Linked DNA regions of Homo sapiens: all the other regions are linked to region 1. A link is a contact called in ENCODE Hi-C or POLR2A ChIA-PET data. All regions are on one chromosome and are shown on one strand. Each heading gives the region's core, a stretch centred on a gene start or an enhancer-like site at or near the end of the contact. The rest is flanking DNA. Distances are from core to core; before and after follow the strand shown. Region 1 has its middle 6.7 kb from the start of CTRB2. Region 2 has its middle 8.7 kb from the start of MLKL. Region 3 has its middle 25 kb from the start of GABARAPL2.

Region 1 (2,540 bases), core at 13-2,512:
CACCCAGCTAATTTTTGCATTTTTTTTTTGTAGAGAAGAGGGTCTCACTATGTTGCCCAGACTGGTCTCGAACTCCTGGGCTCAAGCGATCCGCCCGCCTCAGCCTCCCAAAGGTGCTGGGATTACAGGCGTGAGCCACCGTGCCCGGCCTCTTTTTACTTTTTCAGTAGGGCTACCAGAAAATTTAAAATCATCCATTTGGCTCGCCTTGTATTTCTTTTGTATTTCTTTGAAACAACGCTGGGTTAGGAACAGTAAGGCATAGCTATATGCAGTTTTCATATTGGCCACCAGGTGGCAGCCTTATACCGGGTGGTTTTCAGACTCTTGGGAGGCCGGTGGGTGGAGCGGGGGACAGACGCAGATTTCACCAGCAAGTGAAAAAGTCCCTTAGCCAGGTTTGTGCTTGCTATTCCATTTTTATATTACTTACGCCTCACATTTATTTGTATGTAGATGGTTGTTGACATAATAAAATACATGTAATTTCCTCTGTGTTTAAGAGCAGTTCTCCCTCACTGAGCTGGGAGTTTCCTTAAGAAACCTGGCTCTTAATTATATAGAGAGAGACTGGGCGCGGTGGCTCTAATTATATATAGAGACACCCAGCGCGGTGGCTCACACCTGTAATCCCAGCACTTTGGGAGGCCGAGGTGGGTGGATCGCCTGAGGTCAGGAGTTCGAGACCAGCTTGACCAACATGGTGAAATACATGTCTCCACTAAAAATACAAAAATTAGCTGGGCATGGTGGCATGCACCTGTAATCCCAGCAACTCAGGAGGCTGAGGCAGGAGAATTGCTTGAACCTGGGAGGAAGAGGTTGCAGTGAGCTGAGATTGCACCACTGCACTCCAGCCTGGGCAACAGAGTAAGACTCCATCTCAAAAAAAGAAAAAAAAATACACACACACACACACAGAGAAAGACAGGGTGACAGGGTCTTGCTCTGTCACCCATGCTGCAGTGCAGTGGTGTGATCATAGCTCACTGCAGCCTCGAACTCCTGGGCTCAAGTGATCCTCATGCCCCAGCCTCCTGAGCAGCACATTACAGGTGCCACCCGCTGCACCCAGCTACTTTTTCTTTTTTTTAAAGGAGTCTCACTATGTTGCCCAGGCTAGTCTCAAACTCCTGGCCTCAAACAATCCACCCGCCTCTGCTTTTTTTTTTTTTTTTGAGACAGTCTCACTCTGTTGCCCAGGCAAGAGTGCAGTGGCACCATCTTGGCTCATTGCAACCTCTTGCCTCCTGGGTTCAAGCAATTCTTGTGCCTCTGCCTCCTGCGTAGCTGGGATTACAGGCATGTGCCACCACGCCTGGCTAATTTTTGTATTTTTGGTAGAGATGGGGGTTTCACCATGTTGGCCAGGCTGGACTCGAACTCCTGACCTCAGATGATCCGCCTGCCTCTGCCTCCCAAAGTGCTGGGATTACAGGTGTGAGCCCCTGCGCCCGGCCGGCTTGATACTATTTTTAATAGTCGACTTTGGATCCCACTCCTGTGCCCAAGCTCTCTCTCATTTTGCTTTTCCCCTCTTCACACATCCATTCTCCAAGTTAATTTCTCTTCATGTCCTTATAATTAAATTCCATCTATAACCTTAATTCCAACCTATTAGACGCATCATCAGAACGGCTGACAGTGCACGGGCAGAGAAAGGTATTAGGAAAGCCAGTGAAGTAGAAAATGCAGGAGGGAGCCCATTCCATTCCTGCCAAGATGCCGGGTTAGTGTGGAATGTTGGCTGCCCCCCAGGACCAGCCATGATAGATTTTTTTTAGATGGAGTCTCACTCTGTCACCAGGCTGGAGTGCAGTGGCAAGATCTCGCCTCACTGCAACCTCTGCCTCCTGGGTTCAAGCGATTCTCCTGCCTCAGCCTCCTGAGTAGCTGGGACTACAGACACCCACTACCACACCTGGCTAATTTTTGTATTTTAATAGCAATGGGGTTTCACCATGTTGGCCAGGATGGTCTCAATTTCCTGACCTCATGATCTGCCCTCCTCGGCCCCCAAAAGTGCTAGGATTACAGGCGTAAGCCACCATTCCCAGCCCATGATGGATCTTTAGAGGGAAACATCAAGAGACAGGAAGACCTGGGAGAAGAAGCAAAGATCGGAACCTGTGGTTACGTGGGGAGGCTAGAGCTGTGGCCCAAGGCAGAAGGCTGTGAACTCGGCTGTGCAAGGAAAAAACAGGAAGTGAGCACCAGGGTTCTGCTCTGCTTCCGACCCAGCTCCAGGGCTTTGGGGCAATGGGTGCCTGCCCCTGGCCTGCAGGTGCCCTCAGGATAAAGTGGGTCATGCCGAGGCACTGTACAGGGGAGGAAATGAAAAAGACTTAGAACTATAAAGTGTGTATCAAATTGCAATAAAAAAGGCCAGGTGTGGTGGCTCACACCTGTAATCTCAGCACTTTAGGAAGCCGAGGTAGGTGGATCAGTTGAGGTCAGGAGTTTGAGACCAGCCTGGCCAACATGGTGAAACCCTGTTCTTACTAAAAATACAAAAATTAGCCAGGCATGGTGGTGGACAC
Region 2 (2,540 bases), core at 17-2,516, 490 kb before region 1:
TCTGCCTCTGGTCTTAGCCTCAATTGCGGTGGAAGGTTCTGTGTGAACTCTGTCTCAGCTTTCATTTCAGCCACAGTTCCAGTGGCTAGCTCCTGCCTAACAAGCTCATACTCAACTTGTACTGATAGAATCCCACTACAAATGCATACCTCTATGTTCCTGCTTTTGTCCAAGGACTTTTGCCAAAGCCAGCATCTGCTTGGCTTGCATGGCTGGGAAGTCCCTAAGTGAGGGTGAATCGATGTCACTGAAGACAGTCCTCACCCATAGGAGTGGAAGCTGGTGATAAATGCTCCAGCCTCCTGTCCTATTGGACAATTCCGATACATTTTCTCTGTGCTTCTCAAGATGCCCTTACAGAATCTGTAGGAGAACCTCACATACTCAACCTTACACTGCTCCTCCAACTTCTCCCTTTCTAGACCTCCCTGGTTCTCGCTCTTTATTTCTGCAATCACCTCCCAAATAGACTGCCTGCATCCATGTGCTTGTTTTAGGTTTTGATTTTTGTTTGTTTGTTTGTTTTTTTGAGACAGAATTTTGTTCTTGCTGCCCAGGCTGGAGTGCAGTGGTGCGATCTCAGCTCACCACAACCTCCGCCTCCTGGGTTCAAGAGATTCTCCTGCCTCAGCCTCCCAAGTAGCTGGGATTACAGGCATCGGCCACCACGCCCGGCTAATTTTGTATTTTTAGTAGAGACGGGGTTTCTCCATGTTGGTCAGGCTGGTCTCAAACTCCCAACCTCAGGAGATCTGCCTGTCTCGGCCTCCCAAAGTGCTAGGATTACAGGCAAGAGCCACCACGCCTGTAATCCCATTTTTAGGGAACCTAAAAGAAGATATAACCCCACTGCTTTTGCCAGAACAAAAATTTTTTTCTTCTTTTAAATTTCTTCCTCTCCGCTATAGGTGTCTGAGATGGGACAGACACTTATGAGATGAGAGTCCTGGAATTTTCCAAATTTTACATTCATCTTGTGGCATTCTTTATAGATAACATTTATTCATTGGAGCCTGGTGTGGTCTTTGGGCAAAACACCTAACTGTAAAGAAAACTCCAGTTGAAATTTTGCAACCATTATGGCTTTTTTGAAAGTTAGAACTATTCATATACATATTTCCAACTTCCTCTCAAAAATGGCAGATGAGTCAAGAATGTAAGTCAACAGAACGGGTAAATTGGGAAAGGCTAGAATTTTGAAATCACAGATACCTGCTTCCAAAACAGTCCCCGCGAGGGCAGTAATAATGGAGTAGGGCTGCATGCTGCCACCAGAGGGCAGCAGAGGCCGGGAACAGGTGGAGAGGCAAGGCCCAGTTATTCTTACCGTCTGAGATCTGATGCAGACAAGACAAGCATTTATTGGGCTCTGTTACAAGTTGGTCATTGTGCTGGGCACAATAAAAAATCACACAAAGTTCAAAGGCAGAGATCAGAGGTCAGAGCCAACGGGGGAGTGGAACAGAGCAGAATTAAGAGGGCTGTTCTTCAGATCAACTAAGGAACTCCCAAAGACAGCATGTCTGGAAATACAAACACAATACCAGAAATAAATATGATGGCTATTTTTTGGTCTGTTCTTGACCATGGAAGCTGGGTCATCCCTGGAGAATCAGGCGAGGCAAATTTGTAGGGCCACTGAGGGTCAGTCAATCTGCAGATTTACTTTATGCTGATCAGAATTTAAATGGCCCTCTTGGCTGGGTGTTGTGGCTCATGCCTGTAATCCCAGCACTATGGGAGGCTGAGCTGGGGGGATTGCTTGAGGCCAGGAGTTCGAGATCAGTCTGAGTAACATAGAGAGACCCTGTCTCTACTTAGAAAAATTAAAAAATTAGCTGGGCACGATGGCACATGCCTGCGGTCCCAGCTGTTTGGGAGGCTGATGTAGGAGGATCTCTTGAGTCTGGGAGGTCAAGACTGCAGTAAGCTATGATCGCGCCACTGCACCCTAGCGTGGGCAACAGAGTGAGAACCTCTCTCTATAAATAAATCAATAGCTACCTCCCTGAGCAAACATAAAACTTTTTTGGTTTAGTGTCTCTCCCACTGCAGGAATAAACACAATCCCACGTCACAGGTCTAGGCTTTTCCCATCAGGCCAGATGTGTTGGCATTTTGATAATATCCTGTGCTTGCTCTAACATCTAATCTTTGACTCTTACACTTGATGGCAAAATCCTCCAGCTCCCCTAGATGCTCACTGAGGTGGGGGCTGCTCCGTGAGCACTAACTGCTTGGGGATTGCAGGCCTCGTGGCCTTCCTGTATTTTGCCCTGCTGTGAAAACGCAGGCAATATGGCCGGGTGCGGTGGCTCACTCCTGTAATCCCAGCACTTTGGGAGGCTGAGGTAGGAGGACTGCCTGAGCACAGGAGTTTGAGACCAGCCTGTGCAACATGGTGAAACTCCATCTCTACTAAAAATACAAAAATTATCAGGTGTGGTGGCGCGCACCTGTAGTCCCAGTTACTTGGGAGGCTGAGGTGGGAGAATGGCGTGAACCCGGGAGGCGGAGGTTGCAGTGAGCCGAGATCGCGC
Region 3 (2,540 bases), core at 22-2,521, 390 kb after region 1:
AACAAGAGTGAAACTCTGTCTAAAAAACAAAAAAGTTATTTTCATCCCTCCCTTGTCACCAACATGACTGAGGCCATATGTAGTCACATCAACAATGGGCAGTTTCCTAGAGAAAATTTCTCTTTGTATTATCTATCCAATTAATAATTTTTATGAGAATCCTACCTAACAGTTGAAAAAAACTGAGCATCCTAAATGCGAGGATCTAATTTGGTAGGACAGATGAGAAGTTATAAGTAGAGGTTACATACTTTCCCCACATACACATAGAAGTTAGTGGCAGAACTGGTACTAGGACACAATTGCTTGAGTATCTAGGCCCAGTTTTATTCTACTACACAAAGTAATAAGGGCTATGTTTTTGTTTTTTTGCATTTTAAATTTGAGGTATAATTACGTAAAGTACACGAACATTAACGTGTAGACTTAATTTCGACAAATGTTTACACCAATATAATCAACGCTCCAATCAAAACACAGGATGTTTCCATCTCCCAGAGGGTGCTCCTGTGCCTCTTTCTAACTCAACCGCCTGCTCCCCATCCCCCACCACATCAGGCAATAACCACTCATCTGACATCTATCCCTTTTGATTCATTTTGGGTCCCCAGTTTTAAGAAATAAAAATTGAATTCAAACAACTTTGCCTGAAGCCCTTAAATCTTTACAGAATTTTCCTACCACTTTTGGACCATAGGTATAAAGATTTGTTTTGGATTCATCTGGATGGTGTTACAGCAAGTCAGTCTCAGCCCCAGTACAGACACGTTTAAGTTTAAAAGGATTCACATTTATAGGATGTGAAGGTCAACAATTCTTCAATATGGGGTATTAAAAAAACTACTCTTTCTGGAAAATAAATGTACTTTGTCTAAAATATCTGCCTCCTTGGCTGTTTCTGTATTCAACCATTCCTTCGGGATAGCCGCCTATGGGAAGAGCTGCTTGAGCTCTTGAAAGTAAGCACTTAGATACTAAGTATTTTTCCAGTTGGAAGCTGTCTCCTGGTTTCAATAGCTTTTCTGCTGCGGTGGGACTCATTTTAACAGCTCCTCTGGCTTTCCCAGACACCATCTCAGGAGGCAGTGGCAGTTGAAAAGATAACACTGTCCTAAGCCATTTAACTAGCCAGCAAGGGAAGTGGGTTTTAGGAGCTGGAAAATTTTGGCTAAGGCTTGCTCAGAACACTGTCTTAAATCCAAAAAGTCTTGCCAAGGTCCAGGTGGAGGCAGCTTTCCCCCAGCCACAGACACTACCAAATCAGACAGGGCTTGCATTTCTTCCGACCAGAGGCACTGGCAGCCAGGGTTGGTCATTATCTCCATAGCAGCCTTGTTTCCCCAGACAGTGAGCTCATGCTTGGCGCTGATCAACTCCATAAAACAAGGCGTTTAACCCTATGCAGAAATGACTACATGAAACCTATACAATTATTTAAATCAAGCCAAGTTTTGAAAATTATGAAGAAAATACAAATTATGCAACACAGTCATAACATTAGAACCCACTTATGGGCACAGAATAAACAGCAATGCTGAAAGTTTAAACTTCCCTGAAAGAGCCAAATTCCAGAAGACAGTAATTCTGCGGAATTCAGCTGCCTAAAGCAGCTTGTGAGGTTCCTCTTCCCTATGCAACATTGCCTCTACGTGTTTTCTGGTGTTAATGCAGTTTAAGATAGAGAAATCTTTTTCCACTAATTTTTATTTCATTTAAAAAATTTATTTAAAAAATATAATTAACATGGTTCAAAATTTTAAAAGGGTAAAACCAAACACAGCATATTCTCACTCATAGGTGGGAACTGAACAATGAGAACACATGGACACAGGAAGGGGAACATCACACTCTGGGGCCTGTTGTGGGGTGGGGGGAGGGGGGAGGGATAGCATTGGGAGATATACCTAATGCTAGATGACGAGTTAGTGGGTGCAGCGCACCAGCATGGCACATGTATACATATGTAACTAACCTGCACAATGTGCACATGTACCCTAAAACTTAAAGTATAATAATTAAAAAAAAAATTTTTTTTAAAAGGTATTCAGTAAAAAGTCTCCCTCCCACTCCTTGGACCCCAGCCATCCTTTTTCCTGTTCGATGACTGGTTTCTTGTAAGTCGATTCAGAGATACTTTAGTATATACAAGCTAAACAGTTACATATCTTTCATGCCTTTTTTTTTTTTGAAACGGAGTTTTGCTCTTGTTGCCCAGCCTGGAGTGCAATGGCCTGATCTTGGCTCACCACAACCTCCGCCTCTCGGGTTCAAGCGATTCTCCTGACAGCCTCCCGAGTAGCTGGGATTATAGGCATGCACCACTACGCCCGGCTAATTTTTAATTTTTAGTAGAGACGAGGTTTCTCCATGTTGGCCAGGCTGCTCCTGAACTCCCAACCTCAGGTGATCCGCCTGCCTCAGTCTCCCAAAGTGCTGGGATTACAGGCATGAGCCACTGCGCCCGGCCTCTTTCATGCTTTTTTAATATAAATGGCATGGTTGTAATGCTGTTCTGTGCTTTGCTTTCTTTGGATTCACTG

What was found. Hi-C counts contacts between places; a loop is a spot of excess contacts on that map. ChIA-PET counts read pairs that join two places held with the same protein, here RNA polymerase II (POLR2A). Pooled maps may share reads with other maps.
Region 2: a loop to region 1 is called in a pooled map, with 15 times the contacts of the local background. The contact joins two enhancer-like sites. A Hi-C loop is called at or near these places in 1 of 168 maps with a recorded cell type or tissue (PC-9), 1 of 37 single-sample maps with no recorded cell type and 8 of 50 pooled maps. POLR2A ChIA-PET finds 5 or more read pairs at or near these places in 1 of 52 experiments (OCI-LY7).
Region 3: a loop to region 1 is called in a map of IMR-90, with 14 times the contacts of the local background. The contact joins two enhancer-like sites. A Hi-C loop is called at or near these places in 1 of 168 maps with a recorded cell type or tissue (IMR-90) and 4 of 50 pooled maps. POLR2A ChIA-PET finds 5 or more read pairs at or near these places in 1 of 52 experiments (activated T-cell).

The regions. Positions count from the first base shown.
Region 1 is chr16:75,199,214-75,201,753 of GRCh38, forward strand. No RefSeq gene overlaps it. Among named protein-coding and RNA genes, the nearest start is that of CTRB2, 6.7 kb to the right of the region's middle. RefSeq lists enhancers at 138-432, 2,284-2,363. Within about 2 kb of position 1,263, at least 4 of the 41 ENCODE cell types and tissues checked have a DNase peak (open chromatin) inside an H3K27ac peak, as active enhancers do.
Region 2 is chr16:74,708,330-74,710,869 of GRCh38, forward strand. No RefSeq gene overlaps it. Among named protein-coding and RNA genes, the nearest start is that of MLKL, 8.7 kb to the left of the region's middle. Within about 2 kb of position 1,267, at least 3 of the 41 ENCODE cell types and tissues checked have a DNase peak (open chromatin) inside an H3K27ac peak, as active enhancers do.
Region 3 is chr16:75,590,025-75,592,564 of GRCh38, forward strand. No RefSeq gene overlaps it. Among named protein-coding and RNA genes, the nearest start is that of GABARAPL2, 25 kb to the left of the region's middle. Within about 2 kb of position 1,272, at least 17 of the 41 ENCODE cell types and tissues checked have a DNase peak (open chromatin) inside an H3K27ac peak, as active enhancers do.